2 separate regions of the Mus musculus genome follow, and region 2 is linked to region 1. The links are chromatin loops, found by intact Hi-C in ENCODE. Cell type or tissue: gastrocnemius. All regions are shown on one strand.

Evidence for each region. A loop is a pair of places that touch in the nucleus more often than their neighbours do. Peaks named below come from ENCODE experiments on the same cell type or tissue, not always from the same donor. Only the 100,000 strongest peaks of a DNase experiment are listed, where the experiment ranks them.
Region 2: it touches region 1 in a loop (2.9-fold over the local background); 17 of 42 quality-filtered maps call a loop at or near these places.

What each region holds. Positions count from the first base shown.
Region 1 is chr4:126,255,637-126,263,636 of GRCm38, forward strand. Map7d1 (MAP7 domain containing 1) reads right to left here and starts at 683. Exons shown (of 18, transcript NM_001347198.1): 1 at 381-683. The coding sequence starts at 426. Trappc3 (trafficking protein particle complex 3) reads left to right here and starts at 6,769. Exons shown (of 5, transcript NM_013718.2): 1 at 6,769-6,901. The coding sequence starts at 6,860. In gastrocnemius, CTCF peaks have their summits at 3,567, 4,168 and 4,379; DNase peaks (open chromatin) are centred at 183, 735, 887, 1,515 and 5 more places; H3K4me3 peaks cover 7,101 bases; H3K27ac peaks cover 7,616 bases.
Region 2 is chr4:126,170,280-126,178,279 of GRCm38, forward strand. Thrap3 (thyroid hormone receptor associated protein 3) reads right to left here. Exons shown (of 12, transcript NM_001356455.1): 5 at 7,583-8,000; 6 at 5,905-6,077; 7 at 5,057-5,168; 8 at 3,165-3,249; 9 at 1,415-1,602. Among named protein-coding and RNA genes, the nearest start is that of Sh3d21, 11 kb to the left of the region's middle. In gastrocnemius, no CTCF peak of the experiment used is centred here; no DNase peak of the experiment used is centred here.

The DNA.
Region 1 (8,000 bases):
ATGGAGAAGACAGTAGCTCCAGCTCAGTAAAAGAGGATCTTCAGAGTCTGGGGTGGATCTCGAAGGAGAGTGGGGGTGGGGACGAGAGGATAGCACCAGGCTGCGGCAGAAGGGTCACCCCATCGAATCCCTAGCCGGGTTCCCACGGATCCCGATGCCCCGTGCTTCCCGGCGCGGAGGTTGGGGGGAGGAGGCAGCTGTCAGAAGATGCGTCCGTGGCCCGGAGCCTCGGCAGCGGCCACAGCCTTTATTTTTAAACTTCTAAGTGGTCAGAGGGCGCGGGGGGGAGGGGTCCCCGCCCAGCCGCCAGCCTCATCCTCGGCCGCCCTGCGGCTACTCGGTCCCCCTCCGGGCTCGCTCTTGTGTGGCTCCCGGCTTACCTGCGGGTGCGCCCGGGCCGGGCTCCACACGCGGGCCACTCTCCATGGCTGCGGCGTCACTGGAGGTTTTGGGGGAGGGTCTCAGCCGCGACGGCGGCGACGGCCGGAGGCCAGGACCAGGGTCCCGCGGCGCATCCCGCCCGGCCCGCCCAGCGGGCAAAGACCCAGAGGCGGCGGCGTTCCGAGTGGGAGAGGTAGAGGCCGGTGGCTAACGAAGCTCTGAGTAGCCAGCTACCCGAGGTCGGTCCTCCGCGACCGCGATTCTGCTCCTTTGCCCCGCGCCGGCCCAGTCCTGGTCGCGGCCCAACCCTATTGTACCGCCCGGGCTGGGCCTGGCCTCTCCGAATGTACCAAGTGCGCGGGGGATGACCGCCCCCGCAGTGATGGAGTACGGAGCCACCACGGGCACAACCAGAGGGCTCCGACACCGCCCTGCGATGCAGCTCCCGGAACTTCACGATGCTCCTTCTGTGGTCGCCGCAGGGCGGACGCCGAGCTGGGGGCACGCTGCTGGCCACACTGACTCCCCCTGCGGCCGCGCGTTGGTACGTGCCGCGCGCCTGAAGACTATGTAGGGAGCTCTCGGGTGACTCACCGGCCGCTGGGACTAGGGGAGTGGGGTGCTGGGTTAGGATCCCCTATTCTCTCTCTGGATGCTGGAGGCTCTAGCGTGCAGTCTAAATTCTCTCCCAAGCCTGCCTCAGACAAAAATCTTTATTGGGGGGGGGGCGTTGCAACGCCTGAAGAACGGTCTCATGGAGACTCCTAAAAGGGCTATCCTTTCTCTTTTCTGGTGATGGCTGCGAAGGCGCTTTTCCTCTTGCACCCTAGGGTTGGTGTCTTCTCTGTTTCTCTGGGAGTAATTACAACCCTGTAAGGCGCTTTACTCAGGTCTCTAATCTGCTGGGGCCCTCCCTGATCCAAACTGGGTGGTCCTAGCCTAGAGCCTCCCCTACCTTCATCAGAAGACCCCCATCCCCCGCCCCCACATCTCTCCAGAAGGATTTTTCTTTCCTACGGCTCGTCGCGATAAAGAGTAGTAAGCCTCACTTCACCCTCCTCCCCGAAAATACTCGGGGCTCTGGAGTGGGCTCTCCTATCTCCTGTTTCAATGCCCGCCCGCTGAGGTGAGGGCTTCGAGCCAAGTCGGGCTTGGCTTCGGACAGGGTGCAGGGAGCTTGCTGGGAAGGTGGATCGATAGTAGAGGTACTGGTGCAGAGAGGACCAGACTGGAGGGAGGAAGGAGGGGCCGCTGGGCTCTGCCTATCCTAGCCCTGCTCTTTGTCCTGACCTGGAGGTCATTTCTCTAGTTGTCCACAGATTAGGGCCAGGGAGGCACTGTCTCCCTGTCTCTCCTTCCCCTTCCTAACCACTGGACCCTCCTTCCTTAGAGCACCTCCACAGAACAGTCATTCCAAGGGAGAGGGCAGGGAGTACGATTCAGGGAAAGGGAGAAGTTTCAGGCAACCTAGCAGCAGTTTCTATCCCAGTAGTAAGTAACTGGCGCTTTGAACCCTGGGGGGAGGGGGGAGGGAAGATTCGCCCGAGGTGGAGGCTGAGTGACTTTAGAAAAGGATGGTGCTAAAGGCCAGCAACGAGAGTGACACGTCTCCTGAAACTCTAAAGTTGATAAACAGCAGTAGTGATGTGGGGGTGCAGTGCAGCCCACAGTGGCTGCCTAGCGTGCACTAAGCCCTGGGCTCGGATTTCCAGCACTACATCAAGCAGGCGTGATGGCACAGGCGTGATGGCACAGGCCGGCAATCTCGGCACTTGGAAGGTGGAGGCTGGAGGATCAGACTTTCAAGACAGGCTTCAGGGGGAAAAACAGCTTGGTGGGTAAAGGTGCTTTCAGCCAAACCTGATGATCTGAGTTGGATTCCTGGGACCCACATGGTAGAAGAGAACGAATTTCTGCAAGTTGCTCTCTGATCTCTGCACTCCTATGTAGAATTAAGAATGTACTTCATCCCGGGAGGCAGGTTTCTGAGTTCAAGGCTAATCTGGTCTGCGGATTGAGTTCCAAGACAGCCAGGGCTACACAGAGAAACCAACACACAAACACACACACACACACACACACACACACATAAATAAATAAATAAATAAACAAACAAAAGAAAAAATATATTTAGATTGGGACTCACTGTGTAGCCCTGGCTGGCCTGTAACTCACCCAGTGTACCAGAATGGCCTCCAATTCACAGAGATCCACCTTCTTTCTCCCTGGTGCTAGAATTAAAGGCACATGCCACCAATTTTTAAAAGTAAGGAATATAATAAAACTCCCTTTAAATAGTATTATAATATTTAAATAGTATTTATAATAATAAATAAAAACCCCTGGTTATGGGGCAATTTTGAGGGCAATTGGGATGTATGAGATATGCTTCACAATAAATAAAAAAATTAAATTAAATGGTGCCATGAAGTATTTTGAGGGTCATTGTAAAGATTAAGTAAGACAATGGAAATGAAGTACTTAGCATAGGGCCTGGTATATAGGAAGTGCTGAGTACATATGATGATGACGATGATGGGAACTCAGATATAAAAGAGGATGAAGATGACATTCCATATTTGCTGTTAGTCATCCCATCTGCAGGATGAGGTGATCACATGGATACTAGAGTCCATGGCTGTCTCTTGTGAATCCAGAGGTCTAAGGTTTACATTGTCCAGAGCTGGGCATAGGCTCGTACTGAGCCCTGCAGAGAACCCAACAAGGGACCAGCTGCTTGGGCTGGTTTTCCTCCTACCTCCCAGTCCTGGGATAAAAAAATGGGAGTGGTGAGATTCCCACAGTGGGGAGAGTTCAGGAATAAAGAGGGACAGTGGATTTAAAGGAGCCTAAGAGCAAGAGATTCCAACCTGGGAAAGATATGAAAACTGGAAATCTGCACTTGTGTCTGATCATCTAGGACTGGCTTTGGGGAGTTCTCTGAACTGGGCAGGGGTAGCTCAGGTGTGTGGTGGTTGGCTGCATCTTCAGTCCTCCACCAAAGGCATGTTTGCATTTACACAGGCACTCTGGAGGGCATTTTGGTCAGTGTTTAAGGACACTTTTTTTGTTACAACCGAGGGTGCTATTGGCATCCAGTGAATGTGAGACAAGAATATGGCTTTAAAAAATCCTACAACCCTGTCACAACAGAAAATTCACGGACACAGAATGCCTGAGGTACCAAAGTTGAGGAACCCTGGCCTCAGCCTTTAGTACTGCAGAGCAGCTGGGTATCTGAGAGGTAGCCAATGGGAGGGGCAGGTTTCCTGGCCAGCAACAGCTAGAGCATTCTGGCACAGCTGAAGGGCCTATATGGAGCCTGGGAGAATGCCTTTTGGGGAGCCAGGGCAGTGCTACAGCCCTATAATGCGTTTGGAGTAGGCAGGCAGAATAGACACTTCTCTTTTCTCCCTGTAACTGACCAGGAGCTCCAGCCCAGCAACTGATGATTAACAGATTTATTTATTTGTTTGCTATTTATTTATTTAGAAAAGACTGGTGCCTTTATGTTTAAGGGTATGAGGGGGCTCCACATGCCTTCTCAAAGAAAGTGCAATCATGGGTATGTGTAACATCTGGGCTGAAACCCCAAGAGGATATCCTGCCCATTCAGCTCGAGGCAGGGAACTTTGTCGGCCTCAGCTGCCCGGGGCAGTCTCCTCCCCCTCCACGGAAATAGACAAGAGCGAGTGAATCGTTAGTTTCTCCACCAGGCTGGGCTGGGGTTGGGGAAATTCCCTGACTGAAGATCAGGATGATGTCCCCTTGCAAATCGTCCTAGAAGGAAGGCAGGAGCCAAAACGCTCCCAATCGCCTAGTTTTGATGGGGCAGAGCCCAGGATGAACCCACCCAGTACTGAAGAAAACGGTTAGGAGATTTAACTCAGATACAAATCTCAGGACTAGGGCCTGGGATGCTGCCTCCACCCCCACAAAGTAGGAAGTGGGAGGAGCCTTTTGGGGGGCAGCGGAAAGTGCAGCCACCAGATTCTCACTCCCGCTCCACCCCCACCGCACAGCACAAAGAAGAGGAGGGGCTGTGACTTAGACTGCCTCTTAGCCTCTAGGGCCCGCGGCTTGAGACTGGGACTGGGAAAAGTCCTTCAGGGTAGTAGTGACCAGCTGCCTCTTTCTCTCCTTACAGCTCTTGAGGAGGAAGGGAAGAGCAGAAGTTCCTAGGCAGGAGGAACTAAAAATCTGTACTACAGAGGTCAAGCCTTTGGGTGTCTTAGAGGAAGTCTTTTTTCAAGCTCCTACTAGGGATGAGAAACAACTGGTCCTGGGGTCTCTTCTCCAATTTCCTTTTTTTTTTCCTTCTTCCTTCCTTCCTTCCTTCCTTTCTCTTTTTTTTTTTTTTTTTTTTTTTGAGACCGGGCTTCTTGTAGCCCAGGCTGGACTTGTACACGCTGTTTGACTGAGAATGACCTTGAATTTCTTACGTTCCACTCTTACTGCCTTCTTTTCTAGGGAACAGGAGATGAGGGTCGGGAGGGATATCTGGTTTCCTAAAAGTCTTACTCCCTACAGGTGGTAGAGAGGGAGAGGGAGGGGCTGGAATTCAAAATTGAAGGGAGAAGTCCAAGAACTTGGGGCCTGCTGTGTAGGGAGTTCTGTCTTGTTTGTGCTGGAGATGAGACCCAGGGCCTTGCCCATACAAAGCATGCGCTCTACTCCTGATCCCTGACAGCCACCCCAAGGAGTTTTCAGGTTGCAGTCTGAGCAAGGATGAGACCTTACAGATCAATACATGTGCCCCGCCCCCACCCTTAATTCAAAACTGATGACTCGGAGAACTGTCCCAAAGAAAAGGCAGGGCCAAGTTCGGGAATCAGAGGCAGAGAGGGGGGATAATGAGTCCGTGAGAAGTCAAGGAGAGGCTCCACCTCCAGTCTGTCCAGAACCGCCCTGCCTGACAGCAGGCTGGGTGGGGTCAGGCGGCTGCCTGTGACTGTGACTCAGGTTTCTGTGGGCAGCCAAGGCAGCCGGCAGGGAGGAGCCCAGACCGACTGACAGGCTGGCCAACTGCTGTTTTCACCTCAGCTGTCCCCTCTCCTGGGAATGAAGGAGGCTCTGGACTAGCCTCACTGCTACTCTCCCAAGGCTACAGACTTCTGTCTTCTTCTTCTGCTCCCTTCTAGAGACCCTCATGCAGCCTCCTGAGGTCGTGCCACAGGATGGAGAGTCAGGGATCTCTGCCTCTAGGGAGGCCCCGGAATGTCTGTACTACAGGGAGAAGGCTATAATAATGATTGGTCCTATAACCTCAGGGAAAGACTGGGAGAAACCCTTGCCCCCCTCCAGCCTTCTCCTAGCCTAGCTGGCTCAGTATCTGGACAGAGCAGTTGTCATGGTGAAGGCCGGGTGGTACACAACAGTATATAGTTGCTGCAGAGACAGACAAGCAGGCTGAAGCGAGGAGACCTGAATTCCAAGCACAGTGCCCACAGGGCTGACCACTAAGGAGAGACGGCCGGAGCCAAATCCAAAGGGCTGTGGTCAGTGATGACAGGGCTTTGCCTCTGTGAAGGGTAAGAAGGGTTTGGTCAGCTAGCACATTCCTCAACGATTGTTGGGCTGTGTTTGGATCTGTTGGACTGTCTTGATAGTGTAGCTCGAAGGGAATCACATTTCCTCTGTGCCTTTTCTGTGCCCACGATCTGTGCTCATGTCTCATTAATATTTACAGCAACTGAAAGAACTTCAGCATCTGGCCTCAGATGGCAAGCCTGGGATTAGAACTCGGCACTGAGTGCCACCACAGCCGGCATCTTGGTTTTTCTGGGAACTAGGCAGGGTAGCTGTTCTAGAGAAGGGACGGTAAGTGATTTGGATTTGTTAAAAAGGCCACAAGTGTAAGGATGCAGGGCTTGGCTGTGTTTGGGGTTTGGGAACAGATGGCAGTTGAAAGAGAAAGCCGTTAACTATCCTGACATAGAATATGTGGTCATGCAAACTTTTTATAATGAACTTTAGACCTCTGTGTGAGCCATCGCTAGTTTTTCAGGACATCCTGGGCGCTTCTGGAGCTGATCTGCAGCAACAGAAAACAGTTCGAAATAGGGACTTTCCAAGACCAGTCTGGGAGAGAGAAGAATTTGCAGAACATCACAGTGCCAGTCGTGGGGGAGGAAAATAAGGACACTCTGTGGACAATGTAGGACTACCACAAGGTGCGGATGCCACCTAGCGGCCATAATGGTGCAGCCACCCGGGCGCTGGTAGCATTCCGGAGCTGCAGCTCGAGCTGAATCACGGGTGGGACTTCCGGGTAGAACTGCCGGATGCTGTAGTCTGACTTTGGTCAGCCGAACCACAAGTCCCGGGGTCCTCTGCGCCACACCGCGCAGGCGCAGTGAGGAGGGGCCGGTCAGTCCTAGACGCTGAGGGGCCGCGGCTGGGTTGAATCGGCGACTCCCGGGGTCTGGGATCTGGGTTGTGAGGAGGTGAGGTGAGGCGGCACTGAACGGTGGGCACCATGTCGAGGCAGGCGAACCGTGGCACGGAGAGCAAGAAAATGGTAACTGAGCGCGTGACCCGGCGGGCCGGGCGGAATCGAAGCTTCCTGGGAAGGGGCCTGGTGCTGGCGCTCCAAGTGATTGTCAAATGAGTCCTGCTGTGAGCTGTGGGATGGGGAAGTCCCAGTGTGGGTCATTCCCTAGGCGTCCGGCGCTGGGGCAGCTTGGGGGGACCCCTGAGTTGCCCCTCCGCCCGCTACACCCAGGTCTCTCGGGGTCGAGTGCTAAACCAACAACAGCGACGGTAATCAATAACAGTACCAACCATTTACTGATCTCTTACTGTGCGTTTGGTGCTAGGCTATTGCTTCCATTATGTCATTATCACAAGGTAACCTCTTCTAGGTGGATAATGTTATGGCGTTTTACAGCTCAGTGAAGTTTATGGGACATCCAGATTTACACTTCGGAAGAGTTAGGATTTAAACCCATGCCCCTCCATTTCTACAGTGAATATTTCAGCTTTTCACTATGCTTTAGGCATTGTGAGACTTAGACAGTGGTCTTGTCAGAAGGGGACTTGCCATCTAACATTAAGGAGTGAGCCGGCCTAAGTATTCAGTGGCCCCTGTAATGGTTGAGAGGATAACTGTGGTTCCTTCCCTAACCTGGGAGTAGTGGGACAGGATATAATCCCAAAAGGCTGGGCTGGGCTGGACTGGGTCTGGAGAGTCAGGTGGATATCAATTTTCTCCGAATCCCAAGGAAAGAGGCTTTCTTGTCAAGTGTTTTTTGTTTGTTTGTTTGTTTGTTTTTAGTGTATTCTTTTGCAGAACTGCCCATGCTGTGCCTTTGCTTTGGAGTTTCAAACTGAACATCTGGGAGCGGAACTGTAGCTCCAGTTGGTAGAGTGTCTGCTTAGCATGCACAAGGCCCTGAGTTGAATTCCCAGCACCACGTAAACTAAGCTTGCTCATGCATGCCTGTAATCCCAGCCCTCGGATGGTAGAGAAAAAGGGTCAGGAATTCAGGGTTGTCCTTAGCCCGAGATAAGATGGAGGCCAGCGTAGGCTACTTGAAGCTACTACTTGAAACTATTTTTAACACACAGAGTGTTGGGGACGTGGGGTGTGGGGCTCACATCAGGTTTGGGAGGTAACT
Region 2 (8,000 bases), 85 kb before region 1:
GCAGCCAGGGCTACATAGAAAAACCCTGTCTTAAAACCCACCCACTCCCCCAAAATTAAGAAAGACTACAGAATATCTTGAGGTGTCTACTTCTGCGAGCTTGGTTCTTCTGACACCTTAGAGTGATTTGGTAGCCCCGTTACCGTTCTTTGGTAGGGCTGGCACTGCCCTATAGAAACCTGCTCAAGCAACTTATTAAAAGTTACACTGCAACTCAGGGGTAGGCGTATTTCAGAAAGAACCAGCAGAATTACCTTTTTACACTCACTCCTAAGGTTCCTGTGGGAATCCCCCCTCTTCAGCAGTAACAATGCAGTGCACAGTTATCAACCCACCCTTGGGAGGTAAATAAGGATCAGGCGTTTAAGCCACTCTTAGCTGCTAAACAGAGAATGAAGCCAGCCTGAGACACCTGTGAGAAAAGCCTGCCAGTTCAAGTTCAGAACAGCAGAGATGCAGCTTTTTGAGAAGGTAAAGGCTACGACTCTGCTCCACTGAATGAAAGGTGACCAACACTGTAGAACCTTCAACGGTGCACTGAAGGTGGATGCTATGTAGTTCAGCTGGAATATACTTGCCAGAGTATGTGGAGGGCGCAGGGCTCACTCTCTAGCACCATCAAAAAAAGGTAAACAGAAATTCCATGGCACTGACATGCTATGTTGTCCTACATAATTCAACAATGACTACTTTAAGAAATATTTGGGCTGGGCAGTGGTGGCGCATGCCTTTAATCCCAGTACTTGGGAGGCAGAGGCAGGTGGATTTCTGAGTTCGAGGCCAGCCTGGTCTACAGAGTGAGTTCCAGGACAGCCAGGGCTATACAGAGAAACCCTGTCTTGAAAAACCAAAACCCAAAACAAAAAAAGAAAAAAATATTTGGAACACTTCTTTTGAACTGTCTGTGAAACTAGTTTAAAAGACATTTAACACCAACAATTCTCTCCTATCTAGTTCTAGCTGGTTAGTATTTTTATTCAACAACAATGACTTTCTAAACTGTAAGTACATTGAGAAAATGTTCAATGAGAAAGACCACATCCATCAACTAACCTTTCCAATGAATCTCCATACCATCCTTACCAGCATTAATTTCTTGCACAAACCTTTCTTTGGACAAAGATAACATTACCTAGATATAGAAATTCTATTTGTAAGTTAGAGATCTTCTCTTTATTACATGGTATTTAAGACAAGGCTGCAAATACTTGAATTCCTAACCAGTGTACAAGAGCCCAAAGGAACATGTGCTCTCTCTGTAATCTCAATACAGAGGAGGGGCAGTGTGAGCAGTCTGTTCTACACAGTAACTTCTAAGCCAGCCAGGGTTTTGTGTTCAGACCTACAGCCACCCAGTGTGCTGTGGAGAGACTTTACTCCAGAATCTAGGGTAACAAGCCCGGGCATCACGTACTTCTGCTTCTTTGATCCTTTGTGGGTTTTCTCTGTCTTTTCAGTTGATCTTTCTCTTGAGTGGCTAGAGTCTCTGGAATCCACTGACTCTCTTGATTTACCTCGCTTAAGATCTCTCTCCTTATGTTTTTTACGACGTTCAATATCAAGGCGAAGATCAACAGGATCATCTTTGTATTTTCCCTCAGCCTGCCAAAAAGATGTCAAAATTACGGTTTTGGGATCCAGAACTGCTGACTCACTCATTCTCACTGTGGTCTCTACTAAAGGAGCCCTGGGGGTCTAAGAGCCGCCCCTCAGCCTTGGTTTGTTGTTGTTGTTTTGTTTCATTTTCCAAAAGAACAATCAAGGTGCTATCTCTTGAAAATGCTGTATATGAATTTTACTTTGTTTCCCGTGTCCCAGTAATGACTGGCTAGGTGTTCATGCCAAGATGTCCAAAATCAGCTCTGGAAGGTGTTTTTATTAAGTTTATATATAGGAAATGCTTACTTCTCTCTACCTAAAGCAGCTACCCATTCCTGTGTGGAACTACCTTAAGGTATTTTAAGAATAAGAAAAGAAAAGCATCATTGGCCAGATCAACTCTGCAATGGCCTTTAGTAACACCTGGGGAAATTCATGAGGGCAGATGCCTAAGACGGCCTTAGAGACAGCACGCACTGGGACTGATCTAATGGAAACAAGCCCTCCCTAACTGGAAGTTGTCTGCTCTGTATTAACATCTTACATACATGAACCATAGACTTCTCAATGCAATAATATTGACATTAATAGCAAGACTGATAGGAAGGTTTATTATCAATCCGTTTCTGAGAGGGTCTAAGCCAATAAATAGACAAATGACAACAAAGAACAAATGCAGCCATCGCTCCTTGGGCCACTAGACAGCATCACTGAGAAACTGGCTGTTGGAGGCATGGAGCACAGACTTCTGCTGCTTCACTAGGGCCAGGCATGTGGAGACAGGGGAAAGGGGTAGAAGACCAGAGATTGCACAAGGTGTCTCTCGACACTTTCAACCAAAAAGACAAATTTGTTTGGAAATTTTTAAAATAGCATTAAAAAAAAAAAAGGTTTCAGCAGCACAGAACAGCCATCTTTCATTCCAAATTTCAACTGTATATATGAATGATGGTCAATAAATATTAAGATCTTAAAAACTCCATCTATTTATTTTACAGTAAGAGACTGCATGAGTTTAAACCTCTTAATAACAGTGTTATGTGCACATCATTGCAAATATAGCCAGGCCATTTTAAAGTAACAGTAACCGACAGATGATATGGTACAATGTTAGGAAAAAACAAAAAAAAGCGCACCAGCTGTTCAACACAGTCTACTGAGTTAAGATATGAATATTTCACTCTGCTCTGACATGCATGTCTTTCTGAAATCATGGTTGGAAATAGTGCATGTAGACAGTTGATTTGATAATACTTACAAGCAGAAAAATATCACAAAAAGTTTCTTCTCTCATCATGGGCACTTGTTCCAAAACGCCTCTCTTTTTTTTCTCAAGCTCACCTCAATAGACTCTGGGGTCATTTACCATATTCTAACCACTTCACAAAGGTTGTTGATACATTTTAATAAAAATTAACCCTTTGTAGTTCATTTTTAGAATTATGCCCATCCTTAAAAGAAAAACACAAACTTAAGTAGAGAGTAATTTAAACAAACACATTTCTGTCAAGTTCATGCCCAACGCACTCATTTTGTTGAAATTACTGATCAAAGCAACAGTTCACCTTGTAGCCAGGTTCCCGTGGACTTTTCAATTCCTCATGAGTCAAACCATGCTTTCTGAATGTACTGGGGGAAATGTCTATCCTCCTAAAATTAAAAATAAAGAAATTGTATACAATTCTACAGAATACTGGTTAACAAGGTAGATCCTAAGGTAGGTAAAGGAGTCATAGATAGACACAAGTGCTTTTATAGCTTATCTGTTACTATGTATATATTCTCATTAACTCTCTCTCTCCGTCCCCCCCCCTTTTCTGGTGTTAAGATTAAGTGTGTAGCCTAGCATGCACTTTATCCCTGAATTAGACCTGTAATGAAAACACGCCCTTTACCCCACACAAAATAAGTAATTTAAAAGGCAGATAATCTCGGAGTTCCAAGTCACCCTGATCTACAGAGGGATTTCCAAGATAACCAGGGATATACAGAGAAATTGTTTCGAAAAACAAACAAAAAAGTCTTCGTTTATTTGTATTTGTGTGTGCCTGTGCATTCACATGCTCATCTTTATTGCACAATTCACAGCAAGTGAGGGGGTCAGAGGATAACTTATGCAAATAAATTGGCAACATGCAGTTTTACTGGCTGAGCCAAGTTCCGTTATTTTATTTAGGGGTGGGGTGGGAGAATACTAACCTCAGAGCTTTGCACAGACCAGGCAAGCACTCCACTGCTAAGCTATGATCCCCAGCACACCATTCTTGTTTTGTTTTTGAAACAATCTATGAAGTCATACACAGCTCTCTTGTAACTCGCTATGTAGACCAGGCTGATCAGAGATCTGCCTACCTCTGCCTCCCAGTGCTGGGATTAAAAATGTGTATTGCTATGGCCAGCCTCAGTTCCTTCCCAATAGTGCTACTAGCTTGCAAGATAGATTCAATCTTAGATTTGCTTATAATCACATCTACTGCCCTGACTACATATTTATGTTCTGCTAAACTCAAAGAGCAATTCCCTTCTTGAGAATCTGATTATTTCCATTATTTCTCTGTAAGACTGGTTCTAGGTAAGAAACTGCCCTAAGCTGACAGACCTCACCAGATGCTGTACCTAAGGATGTCTTTACAAACTTGGTCTTCCCCAGTACTAAGCTGATTGACTACTAAGGACTTACAGGTATGATCAACTTTGTTTCCTTCCAAAATCTCCACGTGCCTAACAAATTCCCTAATTACCAGTTTTTAAAAAAAAGACTTATTTTATGTATAGGAATGCATACACTGTAGCTGTCTTCAGACACACCAGAAGACAGCATCAGATCCCATTATAGATGGCTGTGAGCCACCATATAGTTGCCGGGAATTGAACTTAGGACCTCTGGAAGAGCAGTGCTCTTAACTGCTGAGCCATCTCTCCAGCCCATTAATTACAAGTTTTAAACCTGCTGGACCTTACTTAAACCTCGAGATAAGTCAATTTTAAGCTTCTCCCTCAACCATCTTCTCCAGCAAATCCTCCTAAGTAAAATATATGAAATATGTAAGGTTGCTTAAAGAAGTCCGTATTTGGCCGGGCAGTGGTAGCACATGCCTTTAATCCCATCACTTGGGAGGCAGAGGCAGGCGGATTTCTGAGTTCGAGGCAGCCTGGACTACAAAGTGAATTCCAGGACAGCCAGGGCTACACAGAGAAACCCTGTCTCGAAAAACCAAAAAAAAAAAAAAAAAGTCAGTATTTATTCTTACTACAGGAACTTCAGGTTTACTGGGCCCAATGTGATAAGAGTACAGCCTTCAAAGCATCCTTTTCACCCTCAAATACAAATGTCCAAGATATTCAAGAACCCTAGAGAATATTAGCCTAAATTTAGGATCCAAAGTGCGTTAGAGAACTCATCAAGGCGAGTTTAGTATCAGATGACAAGAGTTTTATCACAGGCTGAGGACCCCACCTGTGTATCTCTGGGCTTTTCTTATTTTTAGCTGCTTCTTGTTCATTTCCTCTCTTTAGGTATTTAGTAAAGCGTTCATGCAATGTCATTCCAGAGGATCCAAAGTGATGCTCTGTTAAGAATCAAAGAAATGCATTAATAGACTACCAAAGGCAGGTACAAGGTTCAACTCTCCCAAGAACCTGTAGCCACACAGATACAACAAGTATTCAAACCCAAGTAATACACTGAAAAAGAAAGAAAAGTGGCTGGTTCAGAAACAATCCAATGCTGGGTTTCTAGTTTGCTCCCGTATCTTAGGAACATGATACCAGGACAAAGACCCTGGTGCTCACCTCGGTTTGGGGTATAGGACCAATTATTACTTGACTTTCACTCTAGACTGAGCCTGTAACCAGCCAAGTTCAGCTTTCTGAATCATTGCTCTTGGCAATTTCTAAACCTGCCCACCTCCATTTTCTCAGGGGAACAATAGAACTTGGGAAAGAAAGGTTACAGTCCTCCCAGAGGACACACGCTTGCTTTCCAGCACCCTTCTCAGATAGCTCAAAACCTAATGTAACGCTCACCTTCTTCTGGCCTCCACGGGAACCTCCCATTCCAGACACATACATATAAAAAAGTATAAAACAAACCTTTAAAAAGTTACTCTCCATACTTTGTGTTGAGAATTTTGTTATCATGATTACAGATTGCTAGCATTTCAAAACACTCATCTCTATTAAAACATGGAAATTTCTTACAGAAGTCTGTTCCTTTACCTAGCCTGTAGCTTTAACGGTCCTAGAGGTTTCATCATTCCCTAGCCATCCTGTTTTAGAAAGACAAACAGGCAGACGTCAACTCACCTTTAACATGATGAACAATGGTCACTATGTGCTGAGCAAACAGTTCTGAGGGGCTACGCTGAGACTGAGCCGACTGTATGTGCTGGAAAATGGAACGGAACTCCTGCTCCTTTTTGTTGCTATGGACTAGATCCCGACAGAGCTTTCGCTCCTGAGCCAATAAACCACTAGGTCTGAAAAACAAATACATGGAGATTCAGTGTAACAAGAGATACAGAAAGTCAGAATTCTTTAACCATAAAAATAGAAGTTCTAACTTTCAAGATAGCTTTTTCCCCCAATGTAAATCAAGGCTGGCTGTGAACTTGTGATTTGTTCTGCCTCAGCCTCCTGAGTGCTGGGACTGCATGAATGGGTCAGCCTTTACAGGCTCGGGTGAGGGTGTAGAATGCTGGGCATCAAAGCCAGGGCCTGGTATATACTAAGTATCTGAGTCTTCCAACACTGAACCATAGCTTCCTCTTATTTTGTGCCAGGGAGGGGAGGATGAAAATGTGTGGAATACACAAGTAAAAGTCAGAAGACAACTTGTAGGAGTCATTTCTGTCCTTCCAGATCACCAGGGTTAGCCATCTTGCCAGCCCCTCCTTCCTTTTTTTCTTTCTGAGACAGTTCCAAGGTTTGTTTGTTTTTTTTTCCTTTGTTTTTTGAGAGAGGGTTTCTGTGTAGCCTTGACTGTCCTGGAACTAGCTCTGTAGATCAAGGTGGCCTCAGACTCAAAGATCCACCTGCCTCTTCCTCCTGAGTGCTGGGATTAAAGGTGTGCAGCACCAACTGCCTGGCATTTCCAAGGAGTTTTAAGCCCACAAATGTTCCTTTTGTTCTCTATCACATTACAACTAAGGAAAGGTTGGTCCAAAATTCACTGAGAATCTTCAAGTGGGGAAGTGTTAAACCTTGGTGACTGTAGTTGTTTTAACACACAAAAAAGATACTGTAAAAGATCAACTAACTTGCCTAGGAAGGTCATTCAATGAGGCAACAAAAAGCAGCAAACAGTGGGCTGGTGAGATAGTTCAGTGGGTATAGGCAATGGCCACCAAGCCAGAGCCCATATGGCAAAAAGAAAAAACTCATTCCCACAAGATGTCCTCTGACCTTCATGTGCATGCTGTGGCATGTCTGCCCCCTCCTTGCTTCTTAAGCAGAAAGGGCAAGAGTGGAACATGTGGCTAGGACACCATTCAGGCAGAGTTCCAACTGACTGGGTAGATTAGACTATGTCAAAAAGCAGCCAGTCTGGGCTCCACCATACTTTCCTGAAGTTAGAGGAAGAACGGAAGAGGCCGAGTCCATCAATTTGAAGTTTTCTGCTATTTAATGGTGGCAAAAATAATCGGATTCTGGTGACCCACGTCAATGGAGACACGGTTCTCAAGTGTCTTCATAGGTAAAACAATGTGGGTGGAGTCGGCTTGGAGGGAAAACAGACCAGAATGGCCGCTCCAAGTTCCCAGACACAAAGAGAGGCAGCCAGCAAGGGCTGAAAGATTCTTTAGGCCAACAATGCTCAGGGGCCACCATCACTGTAAGCCATAATCATCTGCACTCCAGGGACAGACATAAAGGTACTGGCACCGACGGTGGCAGCAAAGCAACACTTCCATCCTCAGGAAGGCTGGGTAAGGAAACTATTTAGGCCTGAGAGCCCTGAGGGTCAACAAGGAGCGCTCCTCACCGTGCAAGGTCCTCATCGAAGGAGTCCATCCGGACATTGACTTGGGCCTCCCGGGTAATGGAAAAGGAAGACTTCCCTGAGGAAAAGTCTCCTTTGCTTCCCAGCTTGTCACGGCTCTCAGAGGTCTTCCTTGGGGGCGGCGATGAACTTTTCTCCTGGACCGCCTTGTACGCAGTCACCCGGAAATTCTTTTCTGGCACAAAGCCCCTGTGCCCACTTTCACTCCTCTTGGACCCTCCACGCTCCTCCTTTCGGGATCTCTCTGTGAAAGGCTCATCCTCCATTTCCTCTGCCTTCCTCTGCTTTTCCTTCCCTGTGTGCAGGCTCTCCCACTTGCCTGACTTCTCTTCCTCCTGGTTTTTGCTTGCACCGGCTATGACTTTCGACATAAATTTGGGCTCATCATCAAACTCGGGTT